2 separate regions of the Homo sapiens genome follow, and region 1 is linked to region 2. The links are chromatin contacts, found by Hi-C or POLR2A ChIA-PET in ENCODE. All regions are on one chromosome and are shown on one strand. Each heading gives the region's core, a stretch centred on a gene start or an enhancer-like site at or near the end of the contact. The rest is flanking DNA. Distances are from core to core; before and after follow the strand shown. Region 1 overlaps STXBP5 (syntaxin binding protein 5). Region 2 overlaps STXBP5 (syntaxin binding protein 5).

What was found. A loop is a pair of places that touch in the nucleus more often than their neighbours do. ChIA-PET counts read pairs that join two places held with the same protein, here RNA polymerase II (POLR2A). Pooled maps may share reads with other maps.
Region 1: a loop to region 2 is called in a pooled map, with 5 times the contacts of the local background. The contact joins two enhancer-like sites. A Hi-C loop is called at or near these places in 8 of 50 pooled maps. POLR2A ChIA-PET finds 5 or more read pairs at or near these places in 7 of 52 experiments (CD4-positive, alpha-beta T cell, Panc1, T-cell and 4 more).

The regions. Positions count from the first base shown.
Region 1 is chr6:147,318,566-147,324,604 of GRCh38, reverse strand. The region is part of intron 16 of STXBP5 (syntaxin binding protein 5); the gene reads right to left. Among named protein-coding and RNA genes, the nearest start is that of STXBP5-AS1, 120 kb to the right of the region's middle. Within about 2 kb of position 2,009, at least 7 of the 41 ENCODE cell types and tissues checked have a DNase peak (open chromatin) inside an H3K27ac peak, as active enhancers do.
Region 2 is chr6:147,279,213-147,285,401 of GRCh38, reverse strand. All of the region lies in intron 8 of STXBP5 (syntaxin binding protein 5), which reads right to left. Among named protein-coding and RNA genes, the nearest start is that of STXBP5-AS1, 78 kb to the right of the region's middle. Within about 2 kb of position 1,726, at least 2 of the 41 ENCODE cell types and tissues checked have a DNase peak (open chromatin) inside an H3K27ac peak, as active enhancers do.

The DNA.
Region 1 (6,039 bases), core at 760-3,259, 39 kb before region 2:
AAAAAAATGTAAGTTAGAAAAGCAGGTTTAAAAATGGCTGGGTGCAGTGGCTCACGCCTGTAATCCCAGCACTTTGGGAAGCCGAGAAGGGCAGATCACCTGAGGTCAGTTCAAGACCATCCTGGTTAATATGGTGAAACTCTGTCTCTACCAAAAATACAAAAATTAGCCTGGCGTGGTGGTGTGTGCCTGTAGTCCCAGCTACTCTGGAGGCTGAGGCAGGAGAATCGCTTGAACCCGGGAGGCAGAAGTTGCAGTGAGCCGAGATCGCGCCATTGTACTCCAGCCTGGGCAACAAGAGCGAAACTCTGTCTCAAAAAAAAAAAAAAAAAAAAAAAAACCAAAAAAAAACCCCACAAAACTTAAAAACATGAAGTAACATAACGAAAAACTGTCCAAAAACAAGTTAAAAAAATGAGTTACAACAAATATGAGCAATTTGTGTGTGTGTGTGTGCACCTACTTTCACTGTAAAACAAATCTACCTTGACTTTGAGGTGACAGTATTTTTGTTCGCAGAGACTCTTTTTTAATAATTGCTGGATAATGCTACAAAAAATGCTCTTGCAGAACACAGACAGAAAACCCATGTTCAAGGATTGATAAGTGTTAAGTGTGGCCACAGTGGTAGGAGTGTGTAGTAAAAGTGAGAAGACAGCAAGACAGGCCAGGGCCAGACTTTAGAGGGTCTTCAAGTCCTGTCCACAAAGGTTTGATGTTGGTAGAAAGAACTCTCAGCAAGGTGGACTTTGAGTACTGATTCTGTTACTCACCAGCTGTCTTTTCACCTAGAAAGTGGGAGTATTACTACCTAGTCACAATGTGAGGAACTTGTGACTGCCTATGAAAAGTACTTTGCAGATGGTCAAATTAGACAAAGGTAATATATTTTCATTATTAAAGAATTAAGACAGGCTGGGTGCAGTGGCTCACACCTATAATCAGAGCACTTTGGGAGGCCGAGGTGGGCAGATCACTTAAGGTCAAGAGTTCGAGACCAGCCTGGCCAACATGGCGAAACCCCGTCTCTACTAAACATACAAAAATTACCCGGGTGTGGTGGTGAGCACCTGCAATCCCAGCTACTCGGGAGGCTGAGGCAGGAGAATCGCCTGAACCTGGGAGGCAGCGGTTGCAGTGGGCTGAGATGGCACCACTGCACTCCAGCCTGGGCGACAGAGTGAGATCTCCGTCTCCAAAAAAAAAAAAGAAGAATTAAAGGCCAATGAAGGTTGATAAGAAATATCTGGGGAAGATTAATTTGGTGAACATAGGTAAGACGAAGTAGAACAGGGTCACCAATTGGGAAGTTCCTGTGATTCTGATGTGAAACAAGAAAAAGGGAGATTGAAACACATTAATGGAGTAAGAACAGACAAGGCTTTACATTTCAGGAAGGCAGAAACCTTGCAGCTATTAATACTTTTAACACTGGCACAAAAGAGGTACTCAATATTTACTGAATGAATTGGAGGTTGAGTAGAGGTAGGGTAGAGGAAGAAAAGAAGAAACAGTGAATGTACAATCAGACAGAAGGAAGGGAGGGAGGGAGGGATAAAGAGGTAGTTTTAGGAGACCATGGGGTTAAGTTTGAGATGATGGTAGAGAACTACAAGTGAAACTAGTCAGCAGGTATGACTACCTATTCCCAAACCTCATGAATAGTTAAATCCATGCTGAACTAAACTTGTCATTAGGATTTTAGAAAGGAAGAGATAAAGAGGGGTTTAAAAGAGTGTGAGACCTTCTGAAACAATACCTGCTATACTTGTACCAGAAAACTTCAAGTGTACTTGAAAGGCACATTTTTTTAAAAAATGTGAACAATTTTAGTGTGTGACTGCTTTTATTGTAAAAAACTCTACTATGACTTTAAGTTAAAAACATTTTTGATTGCACAACTCTTTGCCTAGTAATTGCTGTAGCAAAACATATGCAAAGCCTGGTTACTTCCGCAATTCTTAAGGCTTCTGCCTTGAAATGACAGTGTGTGAGAGAACAGCAGGAAGACTACTCGATGTTGAATTTCCTGCCACCAAACTCAGAGGTAAGAACCCTTCTGAATTATTCAGTTGGTATTTCTAATGTGGAAGACCATGGCACCTCGTGTTTTGATGACATACATGCTAGGAAACAGCGAAAGTTGTTCAGACTTCAGGGTAAATGTGAATCACTGAGGGCACTGCTTATACGAATTGAACTACAGTTCACTTCTGGCTGGTCAAGGTTTGCAAGGCAATGCATTCAGAACTCTACACTGGCTGATGCAAAATTTCTGAATTATTCTTAGGGAAATACCCACTAATCAGCTACAGCTCTCCATCTCAAGCGACAGAGTAACAACTGAGGCATTTCATTTCTTCCCAGAGTCAGCCTTGACACAGGAGTAGACTGAAGGGTCTGAGTGGTCTATCTTCTACTTCTATGAATTAGGTATAGAAGGTTAGGGTCAAGGAAGTGTCCTCCCTCCCTCTGGCATATTAAATGTGCACGACAAATTCTCAAGAGCAGAACCAGGCATTCCAGGGATAATTTTAGAAGTACATATATGGGCACATTTAAGATTTAAGTGACCAGGACACACAGAACTCATGGAATTCTTATTTTAGTTAGTATAAGGAAACAAAAAAACGTTCTTAAGTAAAAATAAAAAGGCAGCCAAACATGATGCAAAATGGTAAAGGATGAGAAACCTAAGCCAAGAAATGAAAGCAGGTAAGTTACATTTTAAAAATATGAAATGGGAAGAGGGTGTTATGCTTTATTCTAAATGGTTATGGTATAATTTTAATGTTTTTAATATATTCAAGTTGATTTGTTTACTTTTTAAGGAAAAAGTTTTATAAAGAGTTCCATAATTTGTACAAACGTATTTTAAATGTTAAAGTGATGCGTAGAGCCTCACAGTTTCAAAATGATTGTTTGAGCAAGTACCTTGCAAAGGGACAATAAAAATAATTCAAAAACATAAAATTTCATTGCTAAAAGAAACAAGTCAAACGGCTGCCTTTTCTTTTTTACCTCTTTTTTTAAGAGACAGAAACTCACTCTGTCACCCTGGCTGGAGTGCAGCTATGATCATAGCTCACTGTGACCTTGAACTCCTGGGCTCAGGCAATCCTCCCACTTCAGCCTACAGGTGATGTCGCCACACCTGGCTAATTTTTTAAAAAACTTTATTGTAGAGATGGTATCTTACTATGTTATCCAGACTGGTCTTGAACTCCTGGTCTCAATCAATCCCCTTCCTTGGTCTTAAACAGCTGCTTTTAAAATGTTTCTTCAAATAAACCAATTGTAAACAAAGGCATTTTATATGAAAAAAGCCTCAATATTATATTTTAACATCAATTTTTGTTATACTTCTTACTTTAAGAAACTGGCCTCTAGGACTGTGGACCAAAACAATGTCAAGTTAATAAATACCTGCATTTATTTGAAGACTATTAAAAGAAAAAAATGAGGTATAAGTTGTTTGTGATTTTTAAAAAAATCACTAATATATAGATTTTAGACAAAAATGTCCAAAACTTGTACTTTATGTCTTTCACTAGCTTGTACAATATTCTACTAAAAGACTAGTTATCTCTCTCATGACTCTGTCTCCAAAAATTGGTCCTTTAGTAAGGTAATACTAGAGAATTATTATTACTAACAAATTAATTTTAAGATAATGGCTGAAGAAAAGGAAATAGTTATCATGCAATCCCTATGTTTACAATCTTCCCATGCATTCTTGTTCTTGGGTTTTCTCTAAAATCCAGAAAAAGGATCAAAATAACCATAACTGTATCAATAGAGCCATTACTTTATGATATTTTTTACTATGATTTGTTTATATTTCTAGTTTTAAAAATCAATACTTAAAATTTTAAGTAATGTTGTAATTTAAATGTATAACTTGATGTAACAATATATAACATTATCTATTAAAGTTAGTAAGAATTTGCATTTATGTGACCAGCCAAACCACCCCCCATGGCTGCCAAAAACAAAAATCAAGCATGTGTACACACACACACACACACACACACACACACACACACACACACTCAAATTAGCAGGACTGCTTCTCCACATCTGTTGTATTTTCTTGAGTGTCAGTGGAACTCCTGGGCTTCTCTCTACCCTCTTTCTAACTCTATCCCAGGAATGGTAGAGTCCCTATGTAGCCGGTAAATATGGAAATAATTAATGTAGCCCTCTCATTTTCCCCTCAACCTGTGTTCATTTGGGAGCAAGTCTGCCCAGGGGATGCATTTTCTTTTCTGCTGCTGCAAAGGCAGTGTTCTTAATACTGCCACGACTGGGAGGATAAGGCTATCTCTGTATACAGGTCAGTCAGTACCAGGAAACCTACCTGGCTCTTGTGCTAGTTGGCATCTTTACCTTTAACAATAATTAAGGTGATATTTTTAGTCACCATCTGAAATTATTTTATTTCTTAATGTGTTAAGAATACAGATGGGGGCCAGACACAGTGGCTAACATCTGTAATCCCAGCACTTTGGGAGGCCGAGGCAGGCAGATTGCCTCCAAGTTTGAGACCACCCTGGGTAACATGCCGAAAACCCATCTCTATAAAAAACTACAAAATTAGCTGGGCAAGGTGGTGTGCGCTTGTAGTCCCAGCTACATGGGAGGCTGAGTTGGGAGGACTGATTGAGCCCAGGAGGTCGTGGCTGCAGTGAGCTGTGATCACACCACTGTACTCCAGCATGGGCAACAGAGCGAGACCCTGTCTCTTTAAAAAAAAAAAAAAAAAAAAAAAAAAAAGAATCCAGATAGGTAAAGAGAAGTATAATTACTGGGCTCCTTCGTAGATTCTAGTAAGCAATTACAGGTGACAGGACTCTGGCTGAATCTCCTATGTGTGTCTTTAAAGTCTGAACTGCTTCAAAGTTCCATCCATTTTATAAAACATACTGACAGGGCAGTTTACCTCTATCTGACACCAAACGCTACTTCCAAAAAGAACTGTCCCTTAAAATATTAAGTCTCAAGATAAAATGAATTTATAAAGTTTTATTATACATGAGGTTAGTTGTTATAAAGTTTTATTATACATGAGGTTAGTCTACAAAAAACCAAAACAGAAGAAAAATTATTAAAGTAACTCAAAACAATGTAATTGCCTTATGAATCACTTGTCATATGCTCAAAGGTCTAAAGGACAGCTGTCATGTTATATTTTACTATTCATCTAGTGTTTTACTATCAGTGGTAATTTTAATACTACAATTTTGGACTTACTTTTGTTAACAGATAAATAATATTAAATGGAATAATTCCAGGCTAATCAAATTATAGGAGAAGAGTGGTTTGGGTAAGAGATTTAAAATTATTTATTTACATTATATAGTAATGTAAAAACTCAATGAAAAATAAAAGAGTTTTAATGACTGTTTTTTAAAAAACAACCCCCCCATTTTTTTTAGCTCTTGTCACCAGGTGGTCTACTATAACAATATACTGCTTATTAAAAATAATGTTACAAACATTTCTAAAGATCATATTTTGGTCTGTTACCCTGTGAGGGCAAGTAGTATTCAAAGCAAGTCTAGAACATCTTGACAGAAATTAAGGATGGTCACAAAGTTCTGAGGTGGTGTTAAGAAGACACAAACACCAACTTAAAAGAAGCTCCCTCTAGAAAACTGTGACAAAATCACGTTAAGTTGATTAAATTCAGTAAGTTAAAACAAATTGCCTATAAAAAATACCTAGAGTTCCACAGTGATATTCAAAAGGAAAAAAAACCATCAAATCACAGTCATTAGTTATTTTAGGATTCAGAAAAAACTGTTAAGATGTTATTGCGTGTATATCCCAGGATTGGCAAAGTGTATCCATACACAAAAGATAACAATTAATGCCAACAACAAAAAGGACTCTCCTCACATGTATCATTAATGGATTGGCTAATGAGACTCTCTGTCTACTGGGACTAACCAGCAGCTTAAAAGGAATTCTTATATTAAGTGACATTCCATTAAATAATTACAAAAGATTAATAGTGTGCCATAACATTCCATCACA
Region 2 (6,189 bases), core at 477-2,976:
TTATTTATTCATCTATAATTCTAGGCTAAGCATTTTCTAAATCAAATCAAATAATAAGGTACTACCCATGATTTTAAGCACATATAAATGGAAAGACATTTAGGGGATTTCACCACTAGGTGTCATTTTACTTCTTAAATGCTATGCCACCAGAGGAACAAAAATACGTGCTTGTTCTTTTAACTATCCGTGAACTACCTTGACCAGTCAGTTAAAAGATCTGATTAATTATAAAACCTCACTTAATAACTCACATAAACTTCCATGCCACATCTGATTTCTCCTTCTTACTATGGCCTATTTCCCCACCCCTCAAACCACCAAGCCTCAAATAATTGGTTTAAGTCCTATTGATTCTAATTCCAGAATTTCATTCATACATGTCCATTTCTTCCCATTTCCTCTAATAAAATCTCCATTATTTATTAATGCAAAGCTTCCTAATTAGCCACCCTCTTCTGCCTCCAGCCCACCTGATGTACTATCATTAAAGTGATATTTTTAAGATGTAAACTTAATGCTTCTCACTAAAAACTCAATTACTAGGTCTCCATTATGAAGTTCAAACTTTTTATCATACTTTGATATATAATCTTGCCTCTGTACATGGTTCTGTTTTCACTTCCTGCTACTTGCCCAAAGGCGTTTTAAACTCTGGTCATATTAAACTATTAGCAGTTTTCCAAGAACACCCCACTTTTGTTTATGTCTTTGTGCCTTTGTGCCTTCTAAGATAACTTTGCCCTGCTCTTTGCTACCTTATACCACCAGTATCATCCTTTAAGACCAAGTTCATATACCCTGAATTTGTGAAATAGTCCAACACCTTTTACCCAAAACCAGTCACCACTTATTTGTTTCCATATCATGTTATACATGCCTTTATCAGCACTTATCACAATGTATTATATTTATCAGTTTATAGATCATTTTTATTCACTTGATGATGAGCTCTTCAGGACAGTATATTTTCAGTATTTAATCTCTGGTAGGTAGGAGGTGCTCAATGTTTATTCAATGAATAAAGATTCATTTAAAATGAATAAAGATTACTGACAAAAACAGTTGCTTTCTAAAGTTTTAATTTTGCCAGTTAGGATGAGGAACATATTTTAAGTGTTATGCTTGTTACACTGCAGTTATGTTCTCAGTCTAGCGTGGCTATCCAATAGGGTAGCCGTAAGTCTACCGTGCACTCAAAATGCACGGACAGCGGGACACGTAAAATGTATCTAGTCCAAGTTAAGATGTGCTAAATACACACTAGATTTCAAAGATTTAGTACAAAAAAAGAATAAAATATCTCAATTTTATACGTTGATTACATCATGAACTAATAGTTTGCATATTTGGGATTAAAGAATATGTTATTAAAATTAGTTTTACCTGTTTCTTTTTACTGTTTTTAACATGGTTACTAGCAAATTTAGAATCACACACGCAGCTCACGTTACCTTTCTATTGGACAGTGATGTTCTAGAAAATAAAAAGACAAACTGAAGAGCCACATTGCTAATAATACTAGTCTGCAATGGGGAGGAGGGTTGTTCCCTCCTAAATGAGTGTACAAAGTTGATTTACGGCTGGACTTGGACCCCTGAACATCTGTTTTTTTACTTTTGGCCAAGAAAAGGACAGTGGGATTTATGATGTGTTGTTTAAGGCCCAAAACTTCCCTGGTAACCACCAGTGTATAGTTTTGCTGCAGGTTGGCAAACGGCCTAGTTGATTTATTAGCAAGACTGGCTTGATCATTACAAGGGCCTTCCTGAGAGTTTCTCTGGAGCTCTTCAGAAGCCAGATCTTGGTGACTCGAGGTGGACTCAGCACAATCCTCGTGTGTAAGTGCTCACTGGGAGCTCACATAGGGGAGGGATGTTTCAGAATACCTGCCTGCATTCTCTTTCTCCTCCTGTATCATATCCTTCGCCTTTAAATCATGGTCTTGTTTGAGTATGCTCTGTGGAGTCTGGTAAGTCTTTTCAAATACATAAACTGGGGAAAGGTTTGTGATGAATCATAAGGAACTGAGGTATAATTTTATTATTTACTGAATGTTTTAGATTTCAGGTGAATCTTAAAAGCAGATTAATGGAATTCTTTACACGTCTCATCCTTAACATATTAAGCTGACGTACTTAGGTGAATTTGAATTTTATTTTTCCCTCAGTGACCTTCAACAGAATAAAAGTTCCCCAATCTTGGTTTACTTTTTGATAAGTAGATTGATTACATTGATGAATAAGCTTCAGAAACTAAATTTAAAATATCATTTCCTATAATAAAAATCTATGGGTTTTGACTGTCTAGCACAAGCTTGTCCAACCCATGGCCTGCAGGCCACATGTAGCCCAGGACAGCTTTGAATGTGGCCCAACACAAATTAGAAAATTTTCTTAAAACATTATGACATTTTTTTTTTTTAGCTCATCAGCTATCATTAGTGTTAGTGTATTTTATGCGTGGTCCTAGATAATTCTCCTCCTTCTAATATAGGAAGGCACCCCTGGTCTAGCACCTCCATTTCCTTAGGAAACCATCTGATTCTGGTAAAGCTGACAATCACAGAAAATCTTACTCTGCAACACATCACCCTCAACCCTGCGCTACAGGGGAGGTCCTGTGAGGCCCTGGCCCAGGAAATTACAAAACCAAGATGAGTGCTTCAGGGTAAGAATCTGAGCCATGCCAATACTGTCGAAGTTATTCCCTCCTAAGTAATGAAACCCTATCTGCCATGGGAGAGAAACAAGCCAAAAGAGAAACAGCTTACTCCTAGATGTACCATACAGAGATGCAGAATCTATGGCCCACTGAAAGGAAATAACCGCAGAGTCATTATATGGAACCAAATCCTGCTTAATTTTCACATATTCACTAAACTTTGTAGCTTAAAAATCCTGTTCAATCTTGCCATTTTACAAGTAATAAAGCTTAAGTCTCAGAGAAAAGGAATCTCCACAAGGTATTTCACACATAGCACTTACAATTAGATTACAGGTTGTCTGACTGCCAGGGAAATGTTTGAGACTCATAAAAGTGAGATTAAAGGGACCTATCACCTTTTGTTTGTTTTTGGTAGTCAAAAATAACCTGTTGAATCTTAAAGTGAAGAAAAATGCTCATCTTTAATTCAGTATTTCTAAAACTTCTTTCACTATGACATACCTTTTCCACCAAACGAATCATAAATATAAGAAAAACTAGTCTTTGTGGAATATATTTTGGGGGTTCACTAATCCATTCTACCAAGTAAATAACAAGTTCCACACCTACACTTCCTAGAGCCATATATGAATAGCACATCATAATTTCCGGGTAATTTCACTTCCATTTTGATTATTTGAACCACAGCTAAGAAAAGTGCCTATCACACAGTAGAACCAATAAATATTTGTAGAATGAGTAAATACAATCCTCACAACAACTGTATGAGACTAGGTCAAGTTTCATTATTATTTGTATTCATGGATGAGAATATTAAGGCTCAAAAATGTTAAATGACTTCCTAAAGGTCACAGAGCCAGAAACTATGGAATTAGTGCTTAACTACAACTCTTCTGGCTTCAAAATCCCATGTTATATAAATGCAACATAATACCTTCTGAACAGATTCTTCAAGGATATCTTAACCTATTTTTAACACTAAACACCCTAACACTAAAACTCATCGTAAAGTACTGGTAGGAGACTTAAATTATAATCAGTTCTTGGCAATCAAGGTAATACTGTAAATGTTTTTTAAGACTAAGATACTTGAACAACCATTAGATGAACTTAAATAAGAAAAAGTAAAAAAGTACTCAATTGTAAAAGGCTAGTATATTTAAACTAATTTACCATAACTGTTTGGCTAGAAATTAAGAGCAAGAAACCACAACAGACAATAGTAATGAGAAAGTAGAACAAAATTTCAATCCATCGAAACAGTTAATATAATGAAAATGATGTACCACAAATGTGATCTCTATGGAATAGATGATACCCTTGTTATGGTATGCAGAATGTAGTTTTGTACTTTAATGTATAAAAATGTACTCAGCTGGCCAGGCATGGTGGCTCATGCCTGTAATCCCAGCACTTTGGGAGGCTGAGGCGGGTGGATCACCTGAGGTCAGGAGTTTGAGACCAGCCTGGCCAACATGGTGAAACCCTGTCTCTACTAAAAATACAAAAAATTAGCCGGGCATGGTGGCAGGCGCCTGTAATCCCAGCTACTCAGGAGGCTAGTGCAGGAGAATCGCTTGAACCTGGGAAGCAGAGGTTGCAGTGTGCCAACATCGCGCCATTGTACTCCAGCTTTGCCATGAATTCAGTTGTAGAGTCAACATGAATTTAGCTTTGGTTAGTTACCTGTCACTTGGTAGTTTTTACTGCCAAAAAGAAAGCTGGAAACCCTATTACACTTGAAAGGAATTCAGATTTTCTACATATAGCTTATATAAAATAAAATAAATATGCCTTACTTTATATAAAATTCTGGCCATCTACTATTAGACTGCTAACACTACACAAATACCATCCTAATTTTTAACACCAGCCACAGAAAAAAATCCATTTATATTTCATTTGGATTCTAATTTTGAGAAAACATTAAGTCACATATTGTCTTTTTTATTTAAAAATAATTTTAGCTAGTGACCCTTTTCTGCTAAGACAATATAAACACTGTAGAAACTGATTTATACCACTTACTAGAGTCTGCTTTCAATGACCTAAGCTTGTAATATAAAAAAAGATTAAGACCAGCTAGACAATCATTATTTGGCAACCATCACAGTAATAGTGAATTCAGCTAAGAAACATCAACAGATGCTAAAACTAAAGGGGAAAAGTTTGATGAAGTATAATATGTTCATAGAGTCTTGTGGAACTTCCTTCAAATCAAAATACTTAACAATTATAAATACAAAATTTATTTCTCAATTTCAAAAGTAAAAAGAAAACCTTTTTAATAATGGAGAGAACTAGCAGAAGACAGAACTTTAACCAAAGGATCAGGATATGAGATACCACTAATATGGGACAAATCAAAAACGAGTTCCACTTGAGAGGATGCAAAAAGAACACCTCAATCCTTTTGGGATACTCCTGCCAAAAACGTGCAACCTAAATCTCATCATGAATAAACATGAGACAAAACCATACTGAGGCACGTTCTATAAAATAACTGACCTATAATCTTTGTAATTTATCATATATGAAAGTCAAAATGTTCAGGAACTGTTCCAGTTTCGAGAAGAAACATGACAACCAAATCTAATCCACATAAAACTCTTTTGAATAAAGGCAAAACTTGGTTATATAGAAAAATGTCCTTATTAAAAAAAAAAAGACCATGGAATATTTGCAAGTGAATCAGCACCACATTGACAACTTACTCTCAAACAGATCAAAAGAAAAAAAGATCCTTTGTACTATTCTTACAAAACAAGATAAAAACAGATAATCTTCAAGCTGCAAAACTAGCATTACATATTTCTATCATCTTTGACATGAGTTTCATTTTCTTCTGGGTTTAAAATGAAAGATTTTTGAACTAACCACACCTTATTGGTACTTTTTTGTTTATCTGAATTCGTAGGTTCCAGCAGGGTTAGGAGATTCTAAGATTCATGGGAATTTTTAGGAGTGTCGAGATGAGGAACCTAGATACTAATAGAAGGAAGGAACAAAATACATTAAGAAAAACTTGAACCTACTATCATAAGAAATATCCTCTAGATGCACTCATAAATAGATGTGTAGGGAATTTCATGTAAGTGCTTTCCCAGAAGATGATTGCTGTCACAAAGCAGTGGTAAAGTATTTCACAATATGTGGTTTCAAGAACTGTTATTTTTCCCAGAAAACAAGCAAGCCTAAAATCCCATATGCCACAGATAGATAAAACTTGTTTTTAATTTTACTGTTTCTTTCATTTCTATATTGCAGTAAGTCAAAATATGTCAGCTTTTTTAAAAAGTAGGTATTCAAATTTTAAAGCAAACAATGAAATACTAGCAATAGCTACAAGGACAATCTTGAATATACTATCAATTTATAGAACAGTTCCTTTAATATGAGTTCCCTAAACTTGCCAGGAAGGATTCTCGTAGGGTGAGGGTGGAGAATGAAGATTAATAAAGAAATACAAATTCTAAAACAAAAAAGGTGGCCTTCATAATCTGTTTCTAATAAATATTATAA